Regions from separate parts of the Homo sapiens genome. Here regions 1 and 3 are each linked to region 2. Evidence: chromatin loops called from intact Hi-C (ENCODE). Cell type or tissue: endothelial cell of umbilical vein. All regions are shown on one strand. Each heading gives the region's core, and the rest is flanking DNA. Links, peaks and the distances in the headings are about the cores only.

Region 1 (10,827 bases), core at 3,160-8,159, 630 kb before region 2:
GTAACATTGAAGACATGCTAATAGAAACTATCTAAAATAAAGCAAGGATAAAGATAGTGAAAAAAATAGTATCAGTGAGTTGTGGGACAACTTCAAGCAGCTAATATATATGTAATAGGAACCTTGGAAATTGAAGTTAAGGTGGACAGCAAAAATTATTTTTTAAATTTGAAAACACTATAAATCAGCATGTCCATGAAACTCAACCATCCCCCAAAGCAAGAAAAATCAAGATAGCTTTATATGGATCTCAACAACTACACTTTAAATTGTAACTTTACCATTTTTAAAAGGCTGCAAAAGCTTTAAATTGTATACTTTAAGTATGTGTAGTTAGGTATGTCAATTATGCCCAAATAAAGCTAATAAAATTAAAACAAAAAGAAGAATGAGGATTCTGCATAATGTTTATCTTAAATACGATATTTAATGGAAAAGGACTCGGTCTGGCTGGTCTAGGATGGCTCTGGCTCTTTCTGCATGTCTGCCTCCCCCCTTCAGCAAGCTGTTGTGGGCATATTTCCATTTATTAAGAAGCAAGAGTAGCAGGAGAACAAGAATTTTTAAAGTTTCTTCTTCTACCCTGATTTCTGACATTCTATTAGCTACAGAAAATAACAGATGAAAGACAACACCCCACTTCCCAGGAGAGAAGCAAAGAAAAGAATGAATAAAACATATTACCTACTTATTTTGTGACTGACATAAGAATATAATTATTATAACTGTGATTTATAAAATGAGAGAATAATAAAGGTTTGTGTAGGAGTCTAATATTTAATTTACATTAACTCAAAAGTTAGGGTGCTATAATTTTGAATTGGTATGTACTTTTATGTAGAATATATAAATTATATTTGCCCAAATAACTAAACATTGAAAAAAAATCACTCTATCTAACCATTAAATCCCAACCATGTATTTTCAGGGTTTTAAATAAATGCTGTCATTTTATAGCCCAAGGATCTTTATATCTTTGCACATTGGTGTATAAAAATTAATTTATTTTTGTTAGCATCTGCATATTTTACCTAACTACTCACTTTTCCATAGTTTTCAGTATTAAAAACCATACTGCAATAAATAGCCTATACTATGCTAATGTAGCTGAACTATTTTTTCTTTCAATAGGTTTTTTAAAAGTATGCTTATAAATTTTATGTATGTAAAATTTTGCAAGGTAGTACCACATCACTATATTAAAGAATACCAACTTAAATGAGCATTATCAATATCAGAGATATTTTAAATAAATATATTTTCTTCAACAGTTACTGTTAAAACTTTTGAAGTTTTAGCTAATCTGTTAGGTCAAACATCAGTTTGCATTATTTCGTATATATTTTTAATAGAGAGTTTCAGCTTTTTTTACATTAACCCGTGTCTCTTCCTCTATCAAGTATTTTCCCAGAGACATTTGCATCATTTTCCCCAAGTTATATGCTGTCATTTGTTTGTAAAAATCATTTATATACTGTTTTAGGTCAGTGCAAAAGTAATTGTGGTTTTTGCCTTTACCAACCTAATAGATACTAATCTTTTGTGTCTTTAGTGTGTTGCAAATATTTTCTGTTTCTGCAATTTTTGAAGTACAGAAATAACAAAATTATTTGTAGTCAAATCTCTCAGTATTGTTCTTTTTAATTGTGAGGCTTTGGATAAGACTTTCATACCTTTACAAAATTTGCTTTTTAGTATTTTTATATAATAGGTGCAAAGCCATTTTATGTGTCATACGTGCATTTTTCTGTAACTTATTTGTATATATTTTCTTTTATTTATTCTTATTCTTAATTGGGCAATCTCTTTACTTACATTTTTAAAGAACTAAACTTGGTTGTAATAATTCTGTTTACTTTTGAAATTCATTTATTGCTATTTCAGCACTTATCCCTTCCTTAGTTCTACTGTATTTATTTGGCAACTTGTAGTAGAAATCCTGCACAGGTTTAAAGAAAAAATAGATTTTTAATTTGATTTTTTCATCATAACAAGCAAATTGGGTAACTGGTACAACAGCTTCACTATGACAATCAATATCCTATGCCCTTAATTTCTTTCTCTGCCATCAGTAGCATGTGATTCTCATTCTTACAATCTCAGGACTATTGCATGTTTAGGCATGTCTCAGTGTTCCGAGAGTGTAGAAGGGTAGAGAACAAGTGTCAAAAAAGCAAAAATTAAACAACAAAAAAAAACCACCTCTCTCCTTGAAAAAATGTTCTCTTCTATTTTATTGGTTAAAACGTCTAATTGTCTCATTTTTACATTAGTTATTATTAATTAAACCCATGTCACATGGTCATTGAAACTGCAAGAGTTACAGATGCTGAATATACTAGGCTAGACTCACTTGCGCATTCCAAAGGAAGGTTCTGTTTGCAAAGAACAGGACAATACTTTTTAACTAGGCTGCTAGTCATGTATCATACTACTATTACATTTTGATGTATTTTGTTGCTTAGTTTTTGATTTGTTATGCTAAATGCTAAGGTTAATATATTTTAAGAGTTCTGCTTAGTATTGAAACATATGAGGAGATGATAAACATTTTTTCTTCTGTTGAGTTTCTGCATCTATAATTATTGGATATACTGATACTGCTTTGGACTGATTTCTCAAACATTCTTATTTTAGTTTTTATTTTTATTTAGCACAAGATTTACTTAAAACATTTTTTTTTGTTCACATTATACACTTTGGAGTTATTCTTTTGTTATTTATTTGCTTTTTTGTTACCTTAAGGTCAAAGAATGTGGTATGGAAGAGTACTATTCTCTGGCTTCATTGAGATTTCCTCTGTGTTTAGGTACATAATCTCTTTTTGTTACTGTTTCTTAAAGAGAAAAGAAGGATGTCCATTATCTGTAGGGGACATTGTTTTTCCCTCAGTTACTCTGTCTCTATCTATACAAGTATAGAAATAAATATTACCTATAGAAAATTATACATTTCATAATTTTTCTCATAAATTATATAACTTAAGTCATTTTTATATCAACATGGCACAAAAGTCTTATAAGAGTAAAATCTGCGGGTACAATTTATTGTTTTAAATGTTTGCATTTCTCAGTAAATTTCCCTCATGCATTTTACTGTGTTTTTCAATGCAGAAACATGTTGTCATTATTACTTTATTGTATATTACAACTTTTATCATTGAATTTTGCTTGTTTTCCCATTTAGTATCTGGTCTTAAATTCCACATTATTTTTCACATTATCTGAATTTATTATGACCATCTTCAATTTAGTTCATTATATGATTATTTATTTTTAATTTGCTAAAGACATTTGAAACACATTTTAATGTTCTGTGTTTAGTGATTTTGGTTCTGACAGATGCATGCAATGTGTTTGGTATAGGTGAATAAAAATGTGATAAAAGAAGGAAGGAACAAAGGACAAACTTGCCTTACTGGAATATGAAACCAAGTGTAGCATGATGATAGATGATAGACAGATAGGTGATAGATGGATATATACACATGTAAATACATACATACAGACATACATACTTAGAATGTAAAGATATATTTTACAAACATACACACATGCACACATACTTTACAGGTATATCCCGATATGCAATGGGTGGTCTGAAGGGATGAAGAGAAATAAACATCTACAGGCACTAATTTCCAACTAGTTCATAAAATTATCTGTGCTAATTATATATAGCAAAATACTGGAGGCATTTTTGTCCATAATTTTTTGTGGAAATTTTGAAATGGCCTCTTAAAAACATTTTAATAGCTTTACATGTATTTTGATTCATAGGGTGTGAATATCTTTACTCTCATTTGAAAAAGTTATTTGCTAACATTAAGAAAAATGCCACTTGTTTTTCACTTTTCAGAATTTGAGATGACACTCTAATTATTAATGTATATTGTGGATCTGTCCCTTAGTGATTTAAATCCTTTAAAAAATTGGATACATCTTCATTTTTTTGTTTTAAATGTTATTCTAGGGTTTATCTATAATAATAGCTGGATTTTGTAGTATATTGCAATATTTGGCAACATTATCCTCTAACACATAATACTTTGTTGAATAATGAATGCTTATTCTGTGGTCCATTTAGCATATAATATCTCAGTATATTATGTTGTGTAGTCAATCAAAAATTGTTTCATTTGCATTTGTGTCTTTACACAATGGATATAAATTACTCTTTGGCAAAACCAATTTCAAATTTAAATGCATTTTTTGGAAGCTGTTACCAGAATTTACCAAGTTATCTAACTTATAATTATACAGAAACATTTGAAAGTCATTGAAAAGAAAATTCTCCGTGGGATAATTGCAGGGTCTGAGATACACAAACTGAAGCTATTTTGTGCTTTTTGTTCCCTCTGGGTTTAAAATATTTGTTCTCATTGAAAAAAATATGTGCTTGCTAATTCTATGGCTAACTAAAATTGTGTAATCTTATTTAAAATAATATAAAATGATTATTTGCCTTTACCAAGGCAAAGATAGCTTATCTACTTAAAAGAAGTATGCAAATTCTATGAAATGTGTGACTAATCAGTGAAATGAGTTTATATTTGGTTGCATACAACCTATAAAGTAGCAATCTCTATTATGTATCTTCTATATGCATGAAACAAATATCTTGCGCATAAAGCAAGTTGTCCTATATTTTATAGTATTTTTTTCCAGGTTATTTAACCATAACTCATTACAACTTAATGGAATATGTGATTAAAATTAAAAGTATACATTTAAAAGTTTTATAATATTTATAATATTTTATAGTTATCTAGTCTTACTAAGTTTTACATGGGCTAATTGTAAAGTTAAGCAAACATTCAGTACTATTCTTGAAGTTGTGTATGTGACTTGAATTCACAGACTTGTATAGTATATTGCAGAATACAAATCTTATAATACAGAGAGCAAACAGACATATTTTAAAAATATGCTCTGAAGGACCTACTTAGATTGCCTGAGATAACTGCTAAGGGGAGAAAAAGAACTAAAATAATCCTTTGATCCAGCCATCTATCTTCAGGGCCTTCAGGAACATAAATGTCTAAAACATTTCTAAGAATTGTGTCTTGTCTTCATGAAGATAAGGAACCAAGCCTTGAGCCAGTAGTAAATGATCATATAATTTAATGTATGCTTAGTTCTCTACACACCCATCATATTTTTGTAACTTCTGAATGTTTGTAATGATAAATTTTATGTTTTTAAGAATAAAATGATATTTCTTAAAGTTATGACTATAATGACTAAAGTTGAGTTACATAATGATAATTTCAGAAGCAATTAATGGTGAGATTTCACTTACCTGGCCAGATAGAAATTAAAAGGTCTCAATTAATACCCGAATCATTATTTTATTCTCCAGTCTAGCACCATGCTTTGGCATCCTTTATCTATTTGTTAAATTAAAAATGCATTTAATTAATGTATTGAATTTAAATATTAAGGTAAAACACTAACCATGTTTATTTTCAAAGCCAGGTGGCGTGCCTTCACTACATAACAATTTTATGAATCCAAATAAGACATGATTTCTTACACTTTTTAACAAGCTATCTGATACCTAAATTAAAGCTTAACTAGAAATTTCAGACATATTTTGAAGCTTTGGCTAAAGGTACCATGCAGTATTATTTTTCCTACTATTATATGATGAGTTAAACTATTTTCTGCTGAACTCAAATTAGTCTATAATGATTACCTGAAAACCACTGCATCATATTCCACCTTCTTTATTTCCCCTGTCCTGATTTTTATCTTCTCTCTCACTTTTCATCCCTAGTTCCCTTGAGGCATATTTTTCCAATAAGGTAAAAAATAGAGCTATCGATTGTGGCTGACAAGTGTCAAAAGTTTTTTCTATCAAAAAGAGAGAGAAGAGAGCAGCTGATAGTCTGATCAAAGCTGGTGAGACAGATGGTGTCACATTTTAAAGAAAGATCCATTATTTGACTTCTTATAACCCTTAAACTCCCTTATTTATTTGTCAAGTTATATTTCTGGAAAGCTTTCTTCTTTCAGAGATTATTTTTAATCATATTATATCAAGATACTTATATTTTCATTACCATCACTGAGTAAAGACACAATACCTAGAAGAATATTTCAAGTGAGTTAAGGAATCAATGAATTTGTTTATAGTACATCTAAATCTTTCTCGTAAAATGTGAAGCTATTTTTATCTATATACTTGAGAATTATGCTAAGATATTCATACAAAAATTTGTTCATATAATGATATAATAATATATGGAAATTCATATGTACAAAGTAGGTAACTTTAAAATCTCAAAGTACATTTCAACAATTTTGCAGCAAACTATCATACAAAGCTTTTTAGTCAAAAGTAATAGATCTTAATACATTGTGATATTTGACATTTAAAATTTAGTTATACAATTATGTATAATATGTGTAATTTCTCAAATAATTTAAATATTAATAACTAGGTTAATTTCAAAGCTATCTCTTTAGTTCAGGATTAGTTAGTACACATGTAGTATCAAGCATTACATACTTCTGCTTCTAAGATGTAGAACGTTGCAAATAATAGTACTTTTTACTCTAATAATGATAAAAAGACAGAGAAGTGACTATATCATTGTTAAGAAAACCCAGCAGAGGTTTGGGGATGTAAATCACCTTAATGAACTAAAATCTCAAAGAGACAAACATTTTTTAGTAGAGAAGAGATTTCTGACTGCTTTTAATCCTGGTGGAATACTTGAAGGAGGAGAAATTCACCAGAGAATAGGGTTAAGAGAAATGAGTTAAAATAGAAGCAGTAGTAGTAGTGTATTAGTCTGTTCTTACACGCTAATAAAGACATACCCAAGACTGGGTAATTTATCAAGAAAAAGAGGTTTAATGGACTCAAAGTTCCACATGGCTGGGGAGGCCTCACAATCATGGTGGAAGATGAAGGAAGAGCAAAGGCACATCTTATATGGCAGCAGGCAAGAGAGCATGTGCAGAGGAACTCCCCTTTATAAAACCATCAGATGTCATGAGACTTATTCGCTGTCATGAGAACAGCACGGAAAACACTGGCGCCGTGATTCAATTACCTCCCACTGGGTCCCTTCCACAACATGTGGGAATTACGGGAGCTACAATTCAAGATGAGATTTGGGTGGGGACACAGCCAAACCATATCAAGTAGTAATAATAATAATAACATCAATAATAATAATAATGGCCAAGTATTTTCTGGCATGATTGTTTAGAATCCTGAAGGGCCCCCATCTCCAAGCAGATGTGTATCTACCTGACAACTCTTTCCAAATTCTTCACTGAATAACCTGGGCTGTAGCCAGCAGGCCAAAAGACAGAGTAGAAGAGGATAAAGAGAGCTTCCTTGAGGCACTTAGAGCCCATTGTAGGCTGAGAACAGGTCAGGATATTTGAGAGGAACCAAACTGAGGCATTCTGTGCCTTCAGTAAGCTGTGGTTTCAGAACACTGAAGAGAGAGCAGAACTCATGCGAGGTAAACTTCCTGATCCCTAGGAAACAGGAGGCCTGACTGCTACAGGCTGTGCCACAGCAGATGAACTGGGAAAGATGCCTGGAGGCACCTGGTACTTTCCAGAGTATGAAGCACTGCAGCGCCAAGGATATGGGCGGATGGGAAGGTCGAGAGGAATTTTCCTAAGTCTTTTTAAGGTTTCATTGAATCTTGAACTGCAGTCCTTCAAAGGCATAATTGCTCAGGACAGCAGAACAGAAAAAGAAAGCACCTAAATGCCATCAATTGAGGAATAAGAGTGGACAGCAAATAGAATTCCTCAGGAATTAAAATAGGTAAGAGTTAAGTCTCCCATGTTAAAACATTCTAAAGAATGTTGGCAGCTGTGCTGTAAAGCAAAAAGAAATTCTTTGAGTAACCTTAGTACTAAGATCCCAGGTCCTGCTGAAGAGAATGTGCCTCATCAGCACTGAATTCATTCTAACTGAATCAGTAGTCCAGCTCAGAACTATTTCAAAACAGATGTATTGACTCAGAAATTCACATTATTGCCCCAAAAGAAGAATGAGTGTGCCATCACTGAAGATATTATTTATCTTATTAATTTTTAAAAATTTTGAGACATACAAATGAGTCATAAACTGTAACTAATCATCAAGAGACAAAACAATTAATAGAAGCAAATGTAGAAATATCTTAGATTTACCAGATGGAGAATTTTAAATATTTGTAAAAAATATGTTAAAAGATGTAGTAGAAATGAAACAACTTGAGTGGGCAGATGAGGAATTAAAGCAGAGAATTCCAATTATTTTTTAAAAATCCAAATGTAAATGTTAATTTAAAAAAAAAAACTTTTAGCTTGGACTTATCAGAAACATGAACACAAGAGAGAAAAGAATCCCTGAAATTAAATACTGATAAATAAAAATGATGCAAACAAACATATAGAAAAAATATAATAATTACTATAAACAATACGTTTGAAATCTGCAGAACAATAAGAAATGTTCTACCATATGTAAACTGAAGTTCAAAAAGGAGGAAAGAAAGGGGTTGGACCAGAAAAAAATTGAAGACATAATTGCCAAGATTTTTAAAATCTGGTAAAATGCAGTAAACCATTGAATCAAGAAGTTCAGAAAACCCTATACAGAAGAAAATAAAAAAGAAAGCCACACTTAGGTATGTTAAAGTAAAACTAAAGAAAATCAAAGATAAAGAGAAGATTTTTTAAAAGCGTATGGTAGACTTAATAGTAGCTCCCCAAAGATGTTTCTGTCCGAATTCTTACATGACTGAAGGAACTTTGCAGATGTGATTGAGTGAAGGATATGGAAATGGGGAGATTATTCTGGATTATCCAAGTGGGCCCGATGTAATTACAAAGGCCCTTATAAGGGAAAGAGGGAGACAAGAGAATGACAGCCAAAGGAGAAAATGAAAGCGGGAGAAGAACAGAGAGTATTTGAAGGTGCTAAGGAACCACACGCGAAGGAATGCAGGCAGCCTGTGGAAGCTGAAGAAAGGGAAGGAAACAGATTCTCCCCTAGAACCTCCCAGAAGGAACACAGCCCTGCCAATGCCTTGATTTCAATCTAATGAGACCATTTCAGACTTCTAACCTCCAGAGCTGTAGGAGAGTAAATGTGTGCTGTTTTAAGCCATTGCATTTGTGGTAATTTGTCACAGCATCAATGGGAAATTAATACAAGCTGTGAGAGAAAATAGCCACAGGGCATACTGGAAATAATTTTAAAAATCACTAAATTCTTGTCAGAAAGAATGGAAGTCAGAATATGATGGAATAAGGTCTTTTAAAGAATAAATACATTATACATGAATACAAATTCAGTAATTAAATTCTGTTCATCAGGCCAGGCACAGTAGCTCACATCTGTAATCTTAGCACTTTGGGAGGCCAAGGCGGGCGGATCACCTGAGGTCAGGAGTTCAAAACCAGCCTGGACAACATGGTGAAACCCCATCTCTACTAATAATAGAAAAATCAGCTGGGCATGGTGGCGGGTGCCTATAATCCCAGTTACTGAGGAGGCTGAGGCAGGAGAACGGCTTGAACTGCATTCCAGCCTGGGTGACAAAGTGAGACTCTGTCTCCAAAAAAAAAAAAAAAAAAGAAAGAAAAGAAAAAAATTCCGTTCATGTAGAATTCAAAGTGTAGCAAATGTCCCTCAAAAATTGGAAACAAGAGCTGAAAACATTTCTCTCCACCTGACTTGCACTATAAGTATTATTAAAATAACAATAATTTAAAAAGCTGTACAGAGCCAGGATTCATCACTCTTTTTCAGTTTTTTTTTTTTTTTTTTCATTTCTTTAGGTACAGGATCTTGCTCTGTTGCTCATGCTGGCATGCACTGATATGATCACATCTCACTGCAGCCTCAAACTCCCAGGCTCAAGCAATCCTCTAGCTTCAGTTTGTCAAGTAGCTGGGACTATAAGTGCACACAACTACACCCAGCAGCTTTTTTTTTTTAAATTTTCTGTAGAGACAGGGTCTTGCTATGTTGTCCAGGCTGGCCTTGAACTCCTGGACTCAAGCGATTCTGCCACCTTGGCCTCCCAAAGCTCTGGGATTACAGGTGTGAGCCACCATACTCAGCATTCTATTTCTTTCTTGATTAGAAAATAAAATAAGGTAAAATAACATTTAAAATGGCTTTAACATCAAATACCTAAATATAAGAAAAGCTGTTAAAAGGTCTCTCTATGGAAAGCCTAAATAAATAGAAAGACACACCAAATCATGGATTTGAAAACTGAATATTGTTAGGTTGCCCTTTTGTCACAAATTGATTATAAATTTAACTGAATTCCAATGAAAATTCTAGAAGACTTTTTTTGGTAGAGCTTTCAATATGATTCTAAAAAACGTGGAAATTCAACAGATCTCGACTAGCCCAAAGTATTCTGAAAAACATATAATGAAGAAATAAAAGAAAATGATTTAACCCTCATATTATCTGACTCCAAAACTTATAACAAAGCTACAGTAATTAAAAAATAGATATTTATGTGGGAAACAGTATGAGGAATCTGAAAATAAAGCTACACATTCATAACTTTGGGCCAATGCACCAATTAATCACAAGAGAAAAGGAACGTATTTAAAACACATATGTCTGGGGAAGATGATTATAGGGTGAAAAAAGAATTTCAACCTTTCAACTCACTCCATGAATAAAAATTAACTCAAGATGTATCATAGTCTTAAAACATAAAGTGTAGAATCTTAAATCCTCTAGAAAAAGCATATAAAATTAGCTTCACAATTTTGAAATAGGCAGAGAAATCTTACATAGCACACAAAAAGCAACATCAATAAAAAAATAAAAGATAGA
Region 2 (10,827 bases), core at 3,835-8,834:
TATACCTAAATTGCATAATACTCTAATTCAACTCCCCTCAAAAAATATTTTCTTACCTTAGCAAAAGTGTTCATACAATATTTTTACTTTACTTTTCTAAAACAATAATAAAAAAGAAAAAATCACAGCAAAGCCATTTACCTTATGATATAATACATTAAGCAAATGGTATTAAACACTTTGAGAATGGAGACAGAAAAAGATTCTGACGTTTTCTGTTAGGGTAAGTTTATTCCAATCCTGCCTGAATATTAGCTATCCTTATGATCACTTTTACATTTTTACAGATCATACCTCTTCACACTTAAGTTGTTAATATTCCTTTTAGACCCTGTTCTTTCATATACAATTTTCCTTCAGCACAGACTGAAATTCTCCTATATTTTGCTCCTTTCCCTTCAAAATATGTGTTCATCATCTTTTAGATTCAGATTCAATCACATCCTCATAAAACCTTATTTTCTCACAGGTTAATTTGGTCTTACAACTAATATTTCTGGGTTATCAAATATGTGACAGGCATTGTACTACATCTTGAGGATATAAATACAAATAATGCAGACTGTGTACTAAAGGAGCAAGGAAATAGTAATCATAATGCCATATGCTAAATTCAGTGGCAGGCTCAATATGAGACAGACACAGAAAAAAGTAAAAAAAAAAAACTTACTCTTTCTCTATCAAACAATATTTTAATAACTTGTCTAAATCTCTTTGCTGTCTTATGGCACAAGTAATATCTTACTCATATTTATGTGCCCAGCTTTACACAACTGTTAATGAATAAAGATGTGCTTAATAAAAAAGGAAATGAAAACTGTATCAGTGGAGGTCCTGGAAGAGCATCAGGATTACTTATGAAAGATACTGCAGAGAAGACCTTTGTAAAGAATAGATTTAAAATGAGGTGATCTCTGGATTTTTACAATTGTAACAATATATGGTCCCATTTCAGAATTAACCTTTTCCAGGTTCATTTTAATTGCCTACATTGAAAATTGTCTGACAACTTTTGTGCATCAAGGTGTAGTTTATCAGACCTCCAAAAATATTCTCAAAGCTTATAATTGCCTTAGGAGTAGTAAAAAATACAAAAGTCATTAGAAATGTTGCCTTTATAAGGTTTGTCACTATATGTTTGGAACTAGAAGAGTAAACAAAGGTAGATTGTAGTTAATGCCAGCTGTGGTTTGAATGTGTCCCCCAAGAGCATGTGTGGGAAACTTAATCTCAAATGCAACAGTGTTGGAAGGTGTGGCCTAATGAGAGGTGATTAGGCATGAGGGTATAGTGAATGGATTCAGGCTCTTATTAAGACAATAGCTTCCTTAAAACGGAAAAGTTTGCCTTCCTTTTTTGCCTCTCCCTCTCTTTCACACTGTTTTGCTCTTCTGCCCTCTACTATGAAACAATGAGTCAAGAAGGCCCTTGCCAAGTGGCAGCCCCTTTATCTGAGAATTCCAAACCTCTAAAATGTCAGCTAATATATTTCTATTCATTGTAATTTACTTAGTTTCAGGTATTCTGTTATGGCAGCACAAAAGGGACTAAAAACATTGCCTCTCACTGAAACCCTCTCTCAAAAATCTTTGCATGGTAGAAGTTAATCTATTGTCAAGTAGCTCAAAAGTTATCTCTTTCATAATATATTTTCAGAGATTTCAATCTTATTTGATCTGAGTTTTCTGTGTTATCAGTACAAATTATAGGAGATGCTATAGATTATAAACACGCTCAATATAAATGTATTTTACTAAGTGTGCTGTTCCCATATCTATCTTCTGCTACAATGGAAGCTTCTTGAGTACAGGTCTAATTTGGTTGGGTTTCCCTCTCTCCAATAATTTCTCATATAGGTATATATATTTGGGAGTAAAACAGTTATATAATGTATTCAGTACAGAATAATATGTATCCTCACTTAAAGTGATATTCATACCATCTCAGGAAAGACAACACTAAATATGAAAATAAAAACAACCATAATAATGAAAATGCTGAATGTTATTAACAAAGTCACAGATTCAAGAAACAAATATATGGAGGGTGTCCATCAGCAAAAAAGTAGACTTTAGAATGGGAAGAAATTGTCATGATGATATTATTTCACTCAACTCCACTAGCGCTCGCTGTCACTTGAAAAATGAGATTCAGCAAAGAAGAAAGTCCTCAACAAAATCACTCAACATGGTTAGCCCTTGGACCTATGTCTTTTCATTCTACACTGATTTTTTTTCTATTATACGAAATCAAGTTTGAGAGAAGACATAAAAGAACTATTACTCTATAGCTTATGTAGTAAATAATAGCTGGTGCCCAAATGAAAAATGAATGTTTACAACATTGGTAAGGAAAACATTAGTGGATGAATATTTAATAGTAGTTTATTAATTTATAATAGGGCTATTCGGGCATCATTTTAACTTCAGAATTTAGCAATATCTTATAAATACAAAATTTATAATTGTAACACAAAAATTGATGTATTATTATTCTAAATGTAATACAGTCATCTTTAAAATGTGTGGTATATTTCCGAATGTATAATTCAAAGACAGAAAGAATTGGAAAGAAATTTTGTAGTGAAAAGTAAGAAAACTATATTGATGATTGTAGTTCTCAAAGCAATAAGTTTCAATTATTATGCCTTGAAGTTAAATATGAACAAAGTACAAAGTGTGACATACAGCTTTCTAACTTCCATATTTTATTTTAAAATATAGTAAACATTCATAATATTCATACTTTATACTAGTTTTTAAAGCTACAATAGTTATTTGCTGAATCTCATATAATCCTGCAATCTTATATAATCAGACACAGTGTTTATATACTATCATTTCTAAAAATTGGACTTACTAAAAATGTGCAAATTATAGGTAACTCTACTGATGAGATATAAATAGTTATCTATCTTCCATATAGAGATCTCTTGTCATTCATGAGAAATAGAGGTTATAGAAATTTCCATGAAAGATAGAACTGAGAAATGTCATTATTTAAGTACATATTATAGATGGAGGATCCCCAAACACAGAAATACAGTACTTGAAAAGCATATTTTGATAATATTATATATATAATGATGACTACTAAAGAAATAAATAAGTTGAGAAATATTGTAGGACCACATAAAATAAATAAACGTTAATAGTAAAACCTTTCTCCAGTATTTTGAAAGAGAGCATTCAGACAATGACAGAGTCAGTACAGTTCTGCCTAAACTATCTGAAAATATTAATATAGCCACATTACATAGGATATATTGTATTTAAACTCTTAAATAAGTTTTCACAGTGATATTAAATAGATCTGTGTATGATAAGACAAAATTAATTGATGTACTAAGCATAATTTCAGTGCTGTGTGTGGATAGTTTATTTCATGACATATAATTCAAATATGTATAAGACTATTTTTACTTTCCTTTAATTACTAGATTTCAAATCAAAATACTTGTTAGCATTTGCTGCAATGGAAAGTTCACTATTTTTCTCCATTCCCTTAATGTCTTTTAATATGAGGATTTTATAAACATATATACTGTACCACCACATTTACCAAGTGTCTTAACCTGTTCCTGATGCTATAACAGAATACCACAGAATTTATAATTTATAAATAGTAGAAATTTATTTATCCATCTCTGGAGGCTACGAAGTACAAGATCAAGGCACCAGTAGATTCTATGTCTGACGAGGGCTACTCTTTACTTCCAAGATTGTACATTCCTGCTGCTTCTTCACATGGCAGAAGAGATGGGAGGTCCAGCAGTTCTCCAAACCCTCTTTTTAATGGCATTAATTCCATTTTTGAGGTCAGAGCCAAGAGACCACACTTGCCAAGAGACCCCACCTCTTAAAACTATCACCTTGAAGTTTAAGTTCCAGCATATGAATTTTGCAGAAACACATTCAAACCATAATACCAAGTATATCTAGTCAGTAGCCTTGTTCATTTTAATTCTCATCTCACAGGATAGAAAGAAAAAAAATCCTGCACTTCCATTGATTTGCCCTGGAAGCTATTATATGTAAAAATAAACAAATCCACATCACAGTCATAGTAGATCATCCTGAACTAGAGTTTAAGAGATAACATGGATGCTGGTTGGAATGGTACAGTGTGGGTGGTAAAGCTAGCATATTTCAGGGCTGATAGTAGTAAATAACATTCGCTGGTGATATTTAATGTCTCCAGCAGTACAACTGCAAATAGTTAGGAATAATTTTATACTGCTACATTTTAAAAGCTGTGTTTTGGTAATCTTTGATATTTTCAATGATTTAAGGACAGAGGAATGAGTAATACAGTATTAAATTTAGACGCAAACTATTTCAGTTACATGCATTTATAATGTTGATTTTGAGCATGTCAAAAATATTGCTTTACAACATAACATATTGTGGTAAGTTTTTACGTTGTTCTCTATGCCCTTGGTGTACCCATTTCTGGTGCATATTTATTTTCAGTCAAGATCAATTTCTGAGTTTCAGAGAAGCTATAAAATAATTCTGCTTAGCACTTCCACAGTACTAATATGTAATTCTTCTTAATACATCCAAAACTTAATTCCAACTTCTATTTTCTCTAATTCAATAAGTAACATCATGCCAGAAGCCAGAAGATCTTAATTAGTTACATCCCATTGTGAGCATATTTATCCATCAATCATGAAATGAATAACCTTATCCTATTGATATTTCCTCCAACTCTTGAATATGGCTGCTTTTCTTTTTATCAAATATTCTTATCTTACTTCAGACACAAATTCTCCTGCATACAAACTTTTCACATTTTTTTTGTATCCTGAATTCAGACTCAATTCATTGTGTTTGTTTATTCAGGCTGCAGTAACAGAATACCATTGTCTGAGTCAATTATAAACAAAAGAAACTTATTTCTCAAAGTTCTGGGAGGCTGGGAAGTCCAAGATCAAGGTGCTAGCAGATTGATTATCTGCTGAAGGCCAGCTTCCTGGTCCCTAAAGGCCATCTTTTTTTCGCTGTGTCCTCACAGAGTGGGAGCAGCAGGGAAACTCTCTGGAGTTTCTTTTATAAGGGCACTAGACTGATCTAATCACATTCCAAAAGCCCTGCCTCCAAATACATCCCATTGAGTGTTAGGATTTCAACATAAGAATTTGGGAGAGACCTAAGCATTCAGTCTATAACACACATTTTGATCCACTGCAAAATAGGTTTACTATGTCCTGGTTTCTGGCTTGTCTGAGTTCAGTGAGACAGACACACTCACATGCAACAAGTTATATGAAGCCTGTTTATTTCTTACAGATAGGGCTGTAAGGGACAAAATCATCTTAGGATCCATTGTGAGCTGGTCCCCCAAGGCTCCAGAAACATTCCCAGTGTAAATAGAGTTTGTCACACGTATTGCATATGACACTCCAGCCATAGATGCTCAATCTCCACCAGTGTCCAGCAGTGAGCAAGGAGTTAATTTTCAAAAGGGGTATATCTTCTGGCTGCCTCAGGCAATTTATGTGTTTAAATTCAAGAGGCTTGTGCACCCCACTGGAAGTTTTGTGTTGCCACAGACTCTAACCTGCAGGCATGGAGATTGCAGACATCTGTAATTTTATTGGGTTAGCAGCCTCTAAAATTTTAAAGGTAGTACTGGAACCACGACTTGTTGAATGCTTTCAAGACATGCTGCTGCAAAGAGCCTCATCCAAAGTTGGTGGTGTTGCTGGTAATCCTGACAAAAGGGACAAAAGGAACACTCAAGTGAAGTATATGCTGGGGCCAGTACCCAAAGGGGCTTTCCAGCTGTAGGACCTCCCTTTTATTAGTGAATGCTGCCAGAGTTAGCCATAGTTAAACATTTTATTTGATTGTATCTGGAAGATTTTTGGCTTCCCATCCACATAGCCTTGGCATTCAGTCTGAAACAATCCATTGTCAGTCTCCACGACCTGAAGACCTTTTTGACTAGCCAAAGTGTGCTGTTATGCTATGACAGAGTAATTTGTATCGAGTCCCGAGTTAACAAAGTAATGTCTTTTTCTCCACTTAATATGCAGTACTACTTTTGTTGAATAACCCTTTGAGTAATTTAGATAGAAGACAGGAGTGGATTTTTTCCCTGCTGTTACGACTCAAATTCTTACTTGTTAGGGGGCATTCAGGCGGCAGTGATGTTCTGTGCCACCAGTAGCCAAAATGTCAATGCTGATAATGCACTCAGCAGTGGGAACACATGGTCATTGTCACCTGAAATGGCCTAAAGGGCTCCACCTGCTGGCAGATAAGGACCACAAGGCAGTAAATATCATGGGTCGCATGTTCGTCCCAAAACCTCCAGATGTCATCATTTAATTTTTTCTCAAAGGGGACCTAGTATAGTGTCATATGGATTCCCATGTATAAGAACCACAGAAAAGTCTCAATTTCTCTCCTTTTCCCTTTTCCCTTGACAAGAATATATGGTCCCCACCAGGGATGGGGTTCATGGAAGACAATTTTTCTACAGACTGGAGCGGGGGAGATTGTTTTGGGATAATTAAACACATTACATTTATTATGCACTTTATTTTTATTATTACCTCATTGATTGGCTGTGTCCACACCCAAATCTCATCTTGGATTGTAGCTACCATAATTCTCTCCTGTTGTGGGAGGGATGCAGTGGGAGATAATTGAATCATGGGAGAAGTTCCCCCCATACCATTCTTGTAATAGTGAATAAGTATCATAAGATCTGATGGTTTTATAAGGGGAAACCTCTTTCTTTTGGTTCTCATTCTCTCCTCTCGTCTGCCACCGTGTGAGATGTGCCTTTCGCCTTCTGCGATGATTGTGAGACCTCCCTAACCACGTGGAAATGTAAGTCCATTAAACCTCTTTCTTTTGTAAATTGCCCAGTCTTGGTTATATCTTTATTAGCAGCTTGAAGACAGAGGAATACACTTGCAATATATAATGAGATAATTATGTAACTCACCATAATGTAGGTTCAGTGGAAGCCCTGAGCTTGTTTTCCCATAACTAGATGGTCCCATCTGGGGGTGATGGGAGACAGTGACAGATACTCAGGCATTAGATCCTTATGAGGAATCTGCAATCTCCCTCACACATACAAATCACAACAGGGTTCACACTCCTATGAGAATCTAATTCTGCTGCTGATCTGATAGGAGACAGACTTTAAGGCGGTAATGCAAGCAGTGGGGAGCAGGCATAAAGTTGAACTTTTGCTCACTCACCTGCCGCTCTCTCACTTCCTGCTGTGTGGCCCAGTTTCTAACAGGCCATGGAACAGTTCCTGGCCCAGGGACTGGGGACCCCTGGTATAGCCTATTGCTCCTAGGCTGCAAATCGGTACAGCATGTTACTGTACTCAATACTGTAGGCAATTGTAACACAGAGGGAAGTATTTGTGCATCCAAACATATCTAAACAGAAAAGGTACAGTAAAAATATGGTATAAAAGATTGAAAATGGTAAACTTGTATAGGGCACTTTCTGTGAATAGAGCTTGTAGGACTAGAAGTTGCTGTGGATATGTCAGTGAGTAAGTGGAGAGTAAGTGTGAAGGCCTAGGACATCACTGTGCACTACTGCAGACTTTAAAACACTGGACACTTAGTTTGTATTAAATTAATGAACAATAGTTTTTCCTTTCTTCAATAATAAATTAACCTTCACTGACTGTAACATTTCCTTTACTTCATACACTTTTTAAGTTTTTTAAATTTTTGACTGTTCTTGTAACACTTAGCTTAAAACATAATCACATAAAAGCAATGGCAACAAAAGCAAAAATTGAGAAATGGGATCTAATTAAACTAAAGAGCTTCTGCACAGCAAAAGAAACTACCATCAGAGTGAACAGGCAACCTACAGAATGGGAGAAAATTTTTGCAATCTACTCATCTGACAAAGGGCTAATATCCAGAATCTACAATGAATTCAAACAAATTTACCAGAAAAAAACAAACAACCCCATCAAAAAGCGGGCAAAGGATATGAACAGACACTTCTCAAAAGAAGACATTTATACAGCCAAAAGACACATGAAAAAATGCTCATCATCACTGGCCATCAGAGAAATGCAAATCAAAACCACAATAAGATACCATCTCACACCAGTTAGAATGGCAATCATTAAAAAGTCAGGAAACAACAGGTGCTGGAGAGGATGTGGAGAAATAGGAACACTTTTACACTGTTGGTGGGACTGTAAACTAGTTCAACCATTGTGGAAGTCAGTGTGGCGATTCCTCAGGGACCTAGAACTAGAAATACCATTTGACCCAGCCATCCCATTACTGGGTGTATACCCAAAGGATTATAAATCATGCTGCTATAAAGACACATGCACACGTATGTTTATTGCGGCATTATTCACAATAGCAAAGACTTGGAACAAACCCAAATGTCCAACAATGATAGGCTGGATTAAGAAAATGTGGCACATATACACCATGGAATACTATGCAGCCATGAAAATGATGAGTTCATGTCCTTTGTAGGGACATGGATGAAGCTGGAAACCATCATTCTCAGCAAACTATCGCAAGGACAAAAAAACAAACACCGCGTGTTCTCACTCATAGGTGGGAATTGAACAATGAGAACACATGGACACAGGAAGGGGAACATCACACACCAGGGCCTGTTGTGAGGTGGGGGATGGGGGAGGGATAAAATTAGGAGATATACCTAATGTTAAATGACGAGTTAATGGGTGCAGCACACCAACGTGGCACATGTATACATATGTAACAAACCTGCACATTGTGCACGTGTACCCTAAAACTTAAAGTATAATAAAAAAAAAACATAATCACATTGTATATTGTACAGCTATACAAAAAGATTTTCTCCCTTTATATCCTTATTCTGTAAGTTTTTTTCTATTTTTAATCTTGTTTTTTTAGTTTTTTGTTAAAACTAAGACACATTAGCTTAGGCCTCCACAGGGTCAGGATCATCAATATCACTGTCTTCGCCTCCACATCTCACTCCACTGGAAGGTCTACTTGCCCCACTGGCAGTAACACCCATGGAGCTGTCTTCTCCTTCTTTTGGAATGCCTCCTGAATGACCTGCCTGAGGGTCTATTACTATAATATTTTCTTTAAAAAATAATTAGGAGTATACTAAAAAAAAAATTAAAAAGCATTGCATCACAAGTAAGTAAACCAGCAACATTGTCATTTATTATCAATACCAACAGTACATAATTTTATGTGCCATACTCTTTTTTTGAGATGGAGTTTTGCTCTTGTCGCCCAGGCTGGAGTTGCAATGGTGCGATCTCGACTCACTGCAACCTCCGCCTCCCAGGTTCAAGCAATTCTCCTGCCTCAGCCTCTTGAGTAGCTGGGATTACAGATGCCCGCCACCTGGCCTGACTAATTTGTTTTTCTTTTTGTATTTTTAATACAGACCAGATTTCACCATGTTGGCCAGGCTGGTCTCGAACTCCTAACCTCAGGTGATCTGCCCGCCTCAGCCTCCTAAAGTGCTGGGATTACAGGCGTGAACCACCATGCCTGACTATGTGCTATACTTTTATACAACCGGCAGCACAGTAGGTTTGTTTACACCAGCATCATTACAAATGTGTGATAATGTATTGCACTATGATGATATTATGATGGCTATGATGTCATCACTAGGGGCCAGAAATTTTTCATCTCTATTACAATCTTATGGGACCACCATCATTTATATGGTCTGTTAATCACCAAAACATCATTATGTGGTGCATTACTGCATTTACCTAAGTTCTTCTGGACCATAAGTTTCTTCAAGACAAGATTATTGTCTTATTCACTGGTTTATCTCCAGTAGTAGCTCAGCATCACACATAAATGGTTACTCAGAGCTATTTGTTTAATTGAGTGAATTAAATTGAGATGATCTGTGAAATAACAAACTGATTAAACCTATAAATAAGAGGCAGATGTACAAATTATATGATATACGCATAAATTATATCATATTGTTATGTGACCTATGTCTACTCGATAAAATAAAGCTAGAAGATTGCAAGTAAACTCAAATATTTCTAAAGGTTTATTTTAAACAAGAATTACATTTTGTTATGGATTAATTTATTTTTTGAATCCTATAAAGACTAATATGCATGTTTCTCTGAGTGATGATTCAAAGAGCAAGGAAATACCATCTTTTAGGTCCATCATCTTCATCATGTGGTTTTTAAAGTTGCTATGCTTATCTAATTCAGCTGGCAGGGAAGAAAAATCATGAAGAGTATACATAGGAAGTTTTTAAAAGCCAGTCCTAGGAGCTGTTCACATCAATTCTGCTTATAGTCTATTATCTGTAATATAATTACATCCAAATGCCAAGGGGACCAGCATATACACAGTAGCTGGATCTCCAAGAAGAGGAGGTAGTTTTAGTAAACACATATCTTGTCTCAGCAACGGTCAACCAATCTAGTATTTTCAGATAAGATAAACCAAAGTCCTGTCCAATTGCTGCACTCAACTCAGCGTTCAAGATCTCTAGGTCATTCACTTGATGTCAATGGATCCCTTATTGTCTGATAACCCGTAAACCAAAAGACATTTTGTCTATCTCCTTATATGTCTCATTTTATATCTGTGCACTTCCACAGAGGAGAAGGGGATGAATAACCTTGACAAAAAGCCCCACTTGGCAAAGTGGAGAATGAGAAACACACCGAAATCACTTTTCCAGAATAATAATAAAATGTTGGAGTCCAGACATTATAGGAACTTCTACTTTGCTGGAGAAACACCTTAATCAGACCATCCTAATTTTCCCTCTTCATGCATTGTTCTTTGACTTCTTGTTTTGTCTTCTCAGA
Region 3 (10,827 bases), core at 2,217-7,216, 320 kb before region 2:
TAGATGTTCAATTGATGTTCTAGAAGGGTACCAAAAATACACAGTGGAGAAAGTATCATCTCTTCAACAAATCTTGTTGAGAGGACTGGATATTCACATGCAAAAGTATCAGGTTGGACTTTTGTCTTACACCTTATACAAAAGTCAACTCAAAATGAAATAAATACTTAAATAAAGACCTGTCACTGTAAAATTCCTAAATGAAAACATAAGGGAAAAGCCTCATGGCATTGGTCTTGGCAGTGATTTCTTGAATATGACACCAAAAGCACAGGCAACAAAAACAAAAATAGGTAAATGGGAATACATCAAACTAAATAGTTTCTGCATAGCAAAGGAAACAATCAAAAAGTGGGGAGGCAATGTATGGAAGTAGAGAAAATATTTGCAAACTGTATATCTAATAAAAGGTTACTATTAAAATAAAGAACTCATACAACTCAATTGCAAAAACAAATAAAAATAGTAATAATAAAAACAATAGTAACCTGATTAAAAGATGATCATTTGTATGGTAATTCTCTTTCTGCAAGTTATGTGGAGTGGCTCATAGCATATACAGTTGATCTATATTTAAAGCAAGGCATTCTGTTGAAGAGAAAAACACAGACAGATAATAAACAACTGAAATTATAATTTTAATTCAACCAGAATTCAATTGCAGGTGTGGCAGCTTGCCATAATAATTTTTTGTTTGTAAAAAGATTTTCTGCAGTGCATAGCTAGCTAGCAAAATTAGCAATGGGAGAAAATATATCAAAACATAATGCAATTTTCATAATATGTCTGGATTTTATATGTCATTACATTCTTAATAGAGAATATTATATCTTATAAAAAAGGTTTCAGAATATGTACTATACTTCAAATTATAAGTAATATACTCAAATCATATCTAGATTTCAGAGACAGAGATTTTAATAGTTGAGGCTTCTAACTAAACTGCTGAATTTTTAATATTTAAAGCAGTGAGAAAATACAACTTTTCTACTTAAAAGTATAAAGTTAAAGTGTATACACATGCATAAATATATATAATATATGAGATATATAGAGAGAGAGCTAGAAAAAATATATATGAGATATACATTGTACATGATATATATTATACATGATATACATTATATATGATATATTATATATATATTATATATACAAATATATGAGAAAGGGTTTTTGCCCCTTAGGCTATTCATTGCTAACAGAACCCAAATTGTATATCATTGATAAAAATAATTTAATCTGCAAAATTTTTTTTAACATTTTAGAAAGCTAGAGTGTTATTTTTTAATATAGAGTGTATTAGAGGATACCATCAAACTCAGATATTTAAAAATACAGCTATTGACTTTTTTCTTCTCTAGACTATAAATAATGCACTTCTTATTCCACTTCAACTAAAAACGTAGAAATTTAATATTTTTAATAGAATACATCATTCACCGCATAATTTTTATCACTGATTCATTTTTAATATAGGCCTGAGGACATTGTGGCTCTTAAAATCCAAGTGGAATCAGAGAATATTTATGATCCAAAAGCTTCTAAGCCAAATAAAGCAGGGAGCATTGGCATAGCTGAGGAAGTTGGATTTCTGTCACAAATATAAAACATGGAACATGCATTAATTTTCTGCCTAAATACAAAAAACTAACGCAGGTCGTGTAGGTTCAATAGTAATTATTAAATTAGAGACATGGCATGTAATCATAAGTATTGTCAAACAGTGCACTGTTTTAAAATGAATATTCTTTCTAAATAACTTTTTACTCCTGATTTATTAGAGTACTGCATATTGTAATTCACTTCACAAACAAGTCTTAAAATCAGTAATTTAAAACGTATTTTTAAAGGTCTTTATTCATATTATTTTGGAACTTATTGGTGAAGATAACAATATATAAAAATACAATGTCCACGTGTAAGTGAGTGGCAGAAATATTTACAAAGGAGTTTGTGTAACTGGTAATTTTAAGTTTAGTTTCTAAAATCGTTTTTTAAAATATTATTTACATGTTCATAAGGAATATTAACATAGAAACATAATTTTATCATGACTTTCTTTAAATAATAATTTTGGCTAAATATCTATTCATATTTATTTTTAAATGTATAAAGCATGTGTTTCTAATTTTTTTTTTGGCATTATCTTTCTGAGCTCATGGCTACAACTGCTATGTTTACCCTGAGAAATTCCAAAGTTAAGTTCTACTTGCAATTTGCCTTTTGAGTCTCAAATTTTTTTATTTGAATATGCAAAATTACTAGAAATATTTTTATCTTAAACCCTATGTACTTGCAGTGTTTCTTAGTTAACGTAGGTATAGCTAGAAAACCAAGTCTGGCTAAGTTTTAACCCTCATTTTATCCTCAAATCTAATCTGTCACAAAATCTTGTGAATTTAACTTTTTCATTTATCTCAAATTCATTATGTCCTCTTATTTCCACTGTAGCTGCCTTAGTTTAAGGCCTGTCATTTCTCACCTTCAAACTATCCTTGCCTATGGAGACTTCTCCTTCGCTTTCAACCTGCACTTTATATTATAACCAGAGAGGTCTTCATAAAATTTACATGTGACCATTTCACTTTCCCTTTAAAATCCCTTAATGGCTTCTTCTAGCTTTCTGAGAAAAAAATAAACTCTTTAGCTTATTCTAGAAAACTTATTTCTCTATTAATTCTTCCTACTATTCTCCCATGTTCACACTTTACTGCAAGTTCTCCATAACACAAGCTGTTCTCTGATTCCATTGTTTTATTACTACTGTTCTTTTTTTTTTTTTTGAGACAGAGTTTCATTCTTATTGCCCTGGCTGCAGTGCAATGGTGCGGCCTCGGCTCACTACAACCTCCACCTCCCGAGTTCAAGTGATTCTCCTGCCTCAGCCTCCAGAGTAGCTAGGATTACAGGCATGGGCCACCACACCCAGCTAATTTTGTATTTTTAGTAGAGATAGAGTTTCACCACATTGGCCAGGCTGGCCTTGAACTCCTGACCTCATCTGATCTGCCCTCCTTGGCCTCCCAAAGTGCTGGGATTACAGGCTTGAGCCACCGTACCCAACCATTACTACTGTTCTTGAATACATTCTTCTCTCCCTCTCTACTGAAAAACCTTCTCTTGTCATTTTTATCTACCTAAATCCAGTGTGTCCTTCAAAAGTAAACAAACGCCTCTTGTGCCTGAACTTACTCTTTTTTTTTTTTAAAGTTCCTCATCAAAAAACTAAAGTACTTGTTACATCAGAATAAAACTGACTGTTCTCACTTTTCTTCTCTGGACTACAAACTCTGTGCAAAGGACCTTTACCAATTCAACTTTGTGTTATGATGTTTGCACTGTACTGACACATGGTAGGTACTCAATAATTTTTAAATGTGCAAATAACAAGTCACGTAATGGTGGTTCTTATATTTGCAGTTATGCATTGTTCAATTTTTCTGGACTATCTTATTTAAAATTTTGCTGAAGATTTTATTTTCTTACAGTAGCCACATGCAGAATTATCAATCAACTGATGTTTATTGGCAATCAATCATTTAAACCTAGCACAGTTCAACAATTTCTAGATTCAATTTCTTTAATAACAGTTTTCATTAAGCATATTGATTTTTTACTACACTTTCAATTTAATCTCCCATCATATGCAATAGAGTAGGCAAGAAAAAGATGAGGGGAAGTACATACATGATCGTTGTTTAATCTTCATGCATTTAACAAATATTGATTTAACTGCTATGTTTTTCTAGGCATTCAGCTAAATACTAAAGATACAACTGTAAGAGATAATATTCCAGTCTTCAAAATCTTACTGACTGAAAAGGGGAAAAAAAAAAAACTCCGTTACATTTAATACTGCAATATAAAATAATTTCAGAAACATATACACTATGGAATAATCAGAAAGGGAAGTCAAATATAAATGCTGAAGGCCATAGGACACTTCTAAGAACACACTGGTTTTTCAGTTTAGGTGACAGCCAGGTGAAAGAGTGTTCCCAGTAAAGGGAGCCACAGACTTGAGAGAGAAAGGTACATTCAGTGAAGTTCAAAGTCTCTTCTTATGTCTAAGAATAAGCTAAGATAGTGGAACAAGAATGGGCTTGGATATGAGAAATAAACTCATTTTTGCATCTGAGTATTGAACTGTACATCTATATTTAAAACATATAACACAATAATAGCACTTAATGAATACTTAATGCTTTTCAAACATTGTAAATTGCCATTTAAAAAAATATTAACTCATGTATTTAGAACAAGACTTATATAAACCAACATGTTTATACCCATACACAAGATGAGGTTTAAATTGATTTTTTCTAATTTTTAAATTGTGGTTGAATACACATAGCATAAAATTTACCACTTCATCATTTTAACTATAGAGGGCAGTGTTATTAAATACATTCATAATGTTATACAACCATCTCCAACATTCATCTCCGTAATTCTTTCCATCTTGTAAAACTGAAGCTTTATACCCATGAAACACAAATGCCCATTCTATCTTCCTCTCCACTCCTGGGAACCACCATGCTGCTTTCTGTCTGATTTTGCATACTCTAAGTAGTTCATATGACTAAAATTATACAGTATTTCTCTTTGGGTACTTATTTCACTTAGGATAATATCCTCAAGATTCATCCCTGTCTTATCAAATGTAAGTATTTAGTTGTATCTCCTTATTGTACTGAAACTTTTATTAAAATATAATTTTCTTCCTTATATATCGTAACCTTTTTAAATTTAATGTCTGTTTTGTCTAATATTTGTATATCCATCTTGCTGTATTTTGGTTACTATTAGCATATCTTCTTTCATATTTTCATTTCAATGTATTTGTGTCTTTCTAAAGTGAGTCTTTTATAGAAGGCATACAGTTATCATGATTTTGTACTTTTGCCAATATTTGTCTTTTGATTGGATATTTAATTCATTTCCATTTAAAGTAATACTTACATAGTAAAGGGGTACAAAATTTTACTTAGGCAAGATAAGTTCTGGAAATCATTTTTGTATATTGCCAGAACAATATGCTTATAGTTAACAATATTGTATTGTATACTTAAAATTGGCTAAGAGTGTCTTCGCAAAATTTAAGAGGCTTTATGTGTTCTCACTACACACACACAAAAAAAATAGTAGCCATGTGAGGTAATGGATATGTTAGTTAACTTGATTGTGGCAATATTTCACAATGTACACATATATCGAATCATCAAGCTGCATCTCTTAAATGTATAAATTTTTTATTTTTAACTATGTCTTTGTAAAGTTGAAATAAATTACTGGTAAGGAGAAACTTTATTTCTTTCATTTTGCTATTTGTTTTCTATATGCCTTAGAGCTTTTTTGTCTGTCATTTCTTGCGTAACTATGTCTTTGTGGGTAGTTGATATTTTGTAGTGAAAAGTTTAAATTATTTTTTCATTTTCTTATATATATAATCAGTACTATTTCCTTGTGGATACCATAGGAAGTCCATTTAACATCCTCAACTGAAAACTCTCTAATTTGGGCCAGGTGCGGTGGCTCATGCCTGTAATCCCAGCATTTTGGGAGGCCAAGGCGGGCAGATAACGAGGTCAGGAGATCGAGACCATCCTGGCTAACACGGTGAAACCACGTCTCTACTAAAAATACAAAAATTATCTGGGCGTGGGGGCGTATGCCTGTATTCCCAGCTACTTGGGAGGCTGAGGGAGGAGAATCGCTTGAACCCGGGAGGTGGAGGTTACAGTGAGCCGAGATCGCGCCACTGCACTCCAGGCTGGCAACAGAGTCTCAAAAAAAAAAACAAAACAAAACAAAAAAACCCTCTAATTTGGATATCTACCAACTTCAATCACATACAAAATTCTGCTCTTTAACAGCTCCACCTACCCTTTTGGTTGTTGATGTCATAAAATTACATCTTTTTACATTCTGTACCCCAAAATATAAACTCATATTTAGTTCAAATGAAGTAGTTTCCGTAAGTTATATGGAAAACGAAATGTGGAGTTACAAACCAAAGTTATGATAATTGAGCTTTTATCATGTAGAAATTAAAAAGTGGAGCTACAATGTCCTTGCATTTACCTTTATTGAGATTCTTATTTCTTTATATAGCTTTCAGTCACTGTCTAGTAACCTTTTTTCACCCTGCAGAGCTCCCTTAGGTATTTCTAGCAGGGCAGGTGAGCAGGTATCAAATTCCCACAGATTTTATTTATGTGTGGATGTCTTAATTCTCCCTTATTTGAAGGAGCTAAGCCAGATATAGGATTACTGGTTGGCAGCTTATTTCTTTTAGCACTTTGAATATATTAGCTTACCACCTTCTGGCCTCAATGTTCCTGATAAAAATAGCTGCAAACAATTGTACTAAGGATCTCTTGTATGTGATTCATTGCTGTTCTCTTGCTGTTTTCAAAATTCTCTCTTTGGCTCTTAAAGGTTTGATTGTAAAGTGTCTAGGTATGTGTCTCTTTGAGTTCATCTTACTTGGAGTTTGTGGAGACTCTTGGATGTTAAGATTCATGTCTTTTATTAAATTGGGAGAGTTTTCTGCCATTATTTTTTCAAATATTTTCTCTGCTTCTTCTCCTTCTGGAGATCCCACAATGCATGTGTTGGAACTCTTGATGGTATTCTACAAATCATGTAGACTTGGTTCACTTTTGTTCAATCATTTTTCTTTCTGTTCCTGAGGCTTCATGATTTACTACTATCTTAGGTTCAAGTTCACTGATTCTTTTTTCTTCCTGTTAAAATCTGCATTTGAATCCCACTAGTGAACTTTTCATTTTAGTTGCTATATTTTCAGCTCCAGAATTTTTTTCTGGTTTCTATTTAGGTTTCCTAATTCTTTATGGATGCTTGTTTATACATGCTTTTCTTCACGTTCTTCACATCTTCCTTAGTTCTTTGAGAAACTAGAAAACAATCGTCTAAAACCTTTGTTGAATAGATCTTATATCAGGTCTTCTTCAGGGACAGTTTCTGTTGATTTACTCTTTTCCTTTGAATGGGCCAGGCTTTCCCATTTCTTCATATACATGTTAAATTTTTAAAGAAAACTAGACAGTTAAATCTAATACTGTAACTCAAAACCAGATTCTCTTTCTTCCCCAGAATTTTCTTCTTTTTAATGTATTTATTGTTTTAGATTTATTTATTGTTGTAGGCTGTGTGCCAAAGATCTGTCTGAGATATAAATTTAAGATTTTCTAAGAATTTTTCTGAGCTTGTGCATTCTCCTAGGCACATCCAGACACTTTCTAGTTTTCTCTGTATGTAAATTTCCTTTGAAAATTCTTATCTTTAAAGTCTTGTTCCAAAAAGGTAAAAAAGAAAAAAATGAAGGAAGCAGGGAGGAAAAGGGCACTGACCCTTTAAATTATCTGCAAGTCACTTTAGCTGAGGAAGGGGGAGCTTGCAACATGGAGGGAACAGTGGCCATCCACTTCTTCATCTAAACCTGTGGGATCAGAAGCACGATTCAGAGTACAAATCCCCAATATTTCAATGACAGGATCCCCTTTCCCAGCCATGGCTCCTGTAAGCTGTGTGCAAGCTGCTTGTAGTAGAAATGTTCAGCTGCCTGCCAGGGAAGGGGTGGCTGCTATGACAATATAGCTGAAATTGACTGAAATTCATCTCAAATTGCTTTCCAAGCCTTCTACAGACTCTAGAATTTAAAAACAGTTCCATCAGACAGAGGCTGCCAGTGCAATTATTGTCTAGGTGTAGAGACAGGTTCCTGGTGCTTTGTACTCCACCATCTTCTCAGAATCCATTTAAATTGATTTTTAACTGTGTAATTGCAATAATAATTTATGTTTTTGTAGCTTATCTTCCTTTAGACACTTGGGTCATATATTTAGATGATAATGTAATTAAATAAATAATACACCTATAACGTTTTAAGCAATTTTTCGGTTCCATAGCACAGAACAGCAAGCACCATGGGAAGGATAGGTAGCTTATGCAAAGTGATCTTGCCAATCCCATCAAGTACATAATAATCATTTCACAATAGACTTTTCATTACCCTTTAATTACAGTTAGCTTTCTGCCTCACATTTTTAACAGTACCTAGATTGGAAGAGATGTATCTGCTCCAATTTTTTTTTTCAGAACTAAGAGGAAATTTATAGTGGTTTAATTGCTTAACAACTGCCAGAATTCCAACACTATGTTGAATAGAAGTGGTGAGAGAGGGCATCCCTGTCTTGTGCCAGTTTTCAAAGGGAATGCTTCCAGTTTTTGCCCATTCAGTATGATATTGGCTGTGGGTTTGTCATAGATAGCTCTTATTATTTTGAAGTACGTCCCATCAATACCTAATTTATTGAGAGTTTTTAGCATGAAGGGTTGTTGAATTTTGTCAAAGGCTTTTTCTGCATCTATTGAGATAATCATGTGGTTTTTGTCTTTGGCTCTGTTTATATGCTGGATTACATTTATCGATTTGCGTATATTGAACCAGCCTTGCATCCCAGGGATGAAGCCCACTTGATCATGGTGGATAAGCTTTTTGATGTGCTGCTGGATTCGTTTTGCCAGTATTTTATTGAGGATTTTTGCATCAATGTTCATCAAGGATATTGGTCTAAAATTCTCTTTTTTGGTTGTGTCTCTGCCCGGCTTTGGTATCAGAATGATGCTGGCCTCATAAAATGAGTTAGGGAGGATTCCCTCTTTTTCTATTGATTGGAATAGTTTCAGAAGGAATGGTACCAGTTCCTCCTTGTACCTCTGGTAGAATTCAGCTGTGAATCCATCTGGTCCTGGACTCTTTTTGGTTGGTAAACTATTGATTGTTGTGTTGGAAGTTCTGGCCAGGGCAATTAGGCAGGAGAAGGAAATAAAGGGTATTCAATTAGGAAAAGAGGAAGTGAAATTGTCCCTGTTTGCAGACGACATGGTTGTATATCTAGAAAACCCCATTGTCTCAGCCCAAAATCTCCTTAAGCTGATAAGCAACTTCAGCAAAGTCTCAGGATACAAAATCAATGTACAAAAATCACAAGCATTCTTATACACCAACAACAGACAAACAGAGAGCCAAATCATGAGTGAACTCCCGTTCACAATTGCTTCAAAGAGAATAAAATACCTAGGAATCCAACTTACAAGGGATGTGAAGGATCTCTTCAAGGAGAACTACAAACCACTGCTCAAGGAAATAAAAGAGGATACAAACAAATGGAAGAACATTCCATGCTCATGGGTAGGAAGAATCAATATCGTGAAAATGGCCATACTGCCCAAGGTAATTTACAGATTCAATGCCATCCCCATAAAGCTACCAGTGATTTTCTTCACAGAATTGGAAAAAACTACTTTAAAGTTCATATGGAACCAAAAAAGAGCCCGCATCGCCAAGTCAATCCTAAGCCAAAAGAACAAAGCTGGAGGCATCACACTACCTGACTTCAAACTATACTACAAGGCTACAGTAACCAAAACAGCATGGTACTGGTACCAAAACAGAGATATAGATCAATGGAACAGAACAGAGCCCTCAGAAATAATGCCACATATCTACAACTATCTGATCTTTGACAAACCTGAGAAAAACAAGCAATGGGGAAAGGATTCCCTATTTAATAAATGGTGCTGGGAAAACTGGCTAGCCATATGTAGAAAGCTGAAACTGGATCCCTTCCTTACACCTTATACAAAAATCAATTCAAGATGGATTAAAGATTTAAACGTTAGACCTAAAACCATAAAAACCCTAGAAGAAAACCTAGGCATTACCATTCAGGAGATAGGCATGGGCAAGGACTTCATGTCCAAAACACCAAAAGCAATGGCAACAAACGACAAAATTGACAAATGAGATCTCATTAAACTAAAGAGCTTCTGCACAGCAAAAGAAACTACCATCAGAGTGAACAGGCAACCTACAAAATGGGAGAAAATTTTTGCAACCTACTCATCTGACAAAGGGCTAATATCCAGAATCTACAATGAACTCAAACAAATTTACAAGAAAAAAACAAACAACCCCATCAAAAAGTGGGCGAAGGACATGAACAGACACTTCTCAAAAGAAGACATTTATGCAGCCAAAAAACACATGAAAAAATGCTCATCATCACTGGCCATCAGAGAAATGCAAATCAAAACCACAGTGAGATACCATCTCACACCAGTTAGAATGGCAATCATTAAAAAGTCAGGAAACAACAGGTGCTGGAGAGGATGTGGAGAAATAGGAACACTTTTACACTGTTGGTGGGACTGTAAACTAGTTCAACCATTGTGGAAGTCAGTGTGGCGATTCCTCAGGGATCTAGAACTAGAAATACCATTTGACCCAGCCATCCCATTACTGGGTATATACCCAAAGGACTATAAATCATGCTGCTATAAAGACACATGCACACATATGTTTATTGCGGCATTATTCACAATAGCAAAGACTTGGAACCAACCCAAATGTCCAACAATGATAGACTGGATTAAGAAAATGTGGCACATATACACCATGGAATACTATGCAGCCATAAAAAATGATGAGTTCATGTCCTTTGTAGGGACATGGATGAAATTGGAAATCATCATTCTCAGTAAACTATTGCAGGAACAAAAAACCAAACACGGCATATTCTCACTCATAGGTGGGAATTGAACAATGAGATCACATGGACACAGGAAGGGGAATATCACACTCTGGGGACTGTGGTGGGGTGGGGGGATGGGGGAGGGATAGCATTGGGAGATATACCTAATGCTAGATGACGAGTTAGTGCGTGCAGCGCACCAGCATGGCACATGTATACATATGTAACTAACCTGCGCAATGTGCACATGTACCCTAAAACT

The links. Hi-C counts contacts between places; a loop is a spot of excess contacts. Peaks named below come from ENCODE experiments on the same cell type or tissue, not always from the same donor. Only the 100,000 strongest peaks of a DNase experiment are listed, where the experiment ranks them.
Region 1: it touches region 2 in a loop (22-fold over the local background); 4 of 110 quality-filtered maps call a loop at or near these places.
Region 3: it touches region 2 in a loop (4-fold over the local background); 2 of 110 quality-filtered maps call a loop at or near these places.

Annotation. Positions count from the first base shown.
Region 1 is chr4:161,947,258-161,958,084 of GRCh38, reverse strand. All of the region lies in intron 3 of FSTL5 (follistatin like 5), which reads left to right. Among named protein-coding and RNA genes, the nearest start is that of FSTL5-AS1, 70 kb to the left of the region's middle. In endothelial cell of umbilical vein, for the core only: no CTCF peak of the experiment used is centred there; a DNase peak (open chromatin) is centred at 5,484.
Region 2 is chr4:161,316,007-161,326,833 of GRCh38, reverse strand. No RefSeq gene overlaps it. Among named protein-coding and RNA genes, the nearest start is that of FSTL5-AS1, 700 kb to the left of the region's middle. In endothelial cell of umbilical vein, for the core only: a CTCF peak has its summit at 6,286 (motif pointing left); no DNase peak of the experiment used is centred there.
Region 3 is chr4:161,636,486-161,647,312 of GRCh38, reverse strand. The region is part of intron 7 of FSTL5 (follistatin like 5); the gene reads left to right. Among named protein-coding and RNA genes, the nearest start is that of FSTL5-AS1, 380 kb to the left of the region's middle. In endothelial cell of umbilical vein, for the core only: no CTCF peak of the experiment used is centred there; a DNase peak (open chromatin) is centred at 4,582.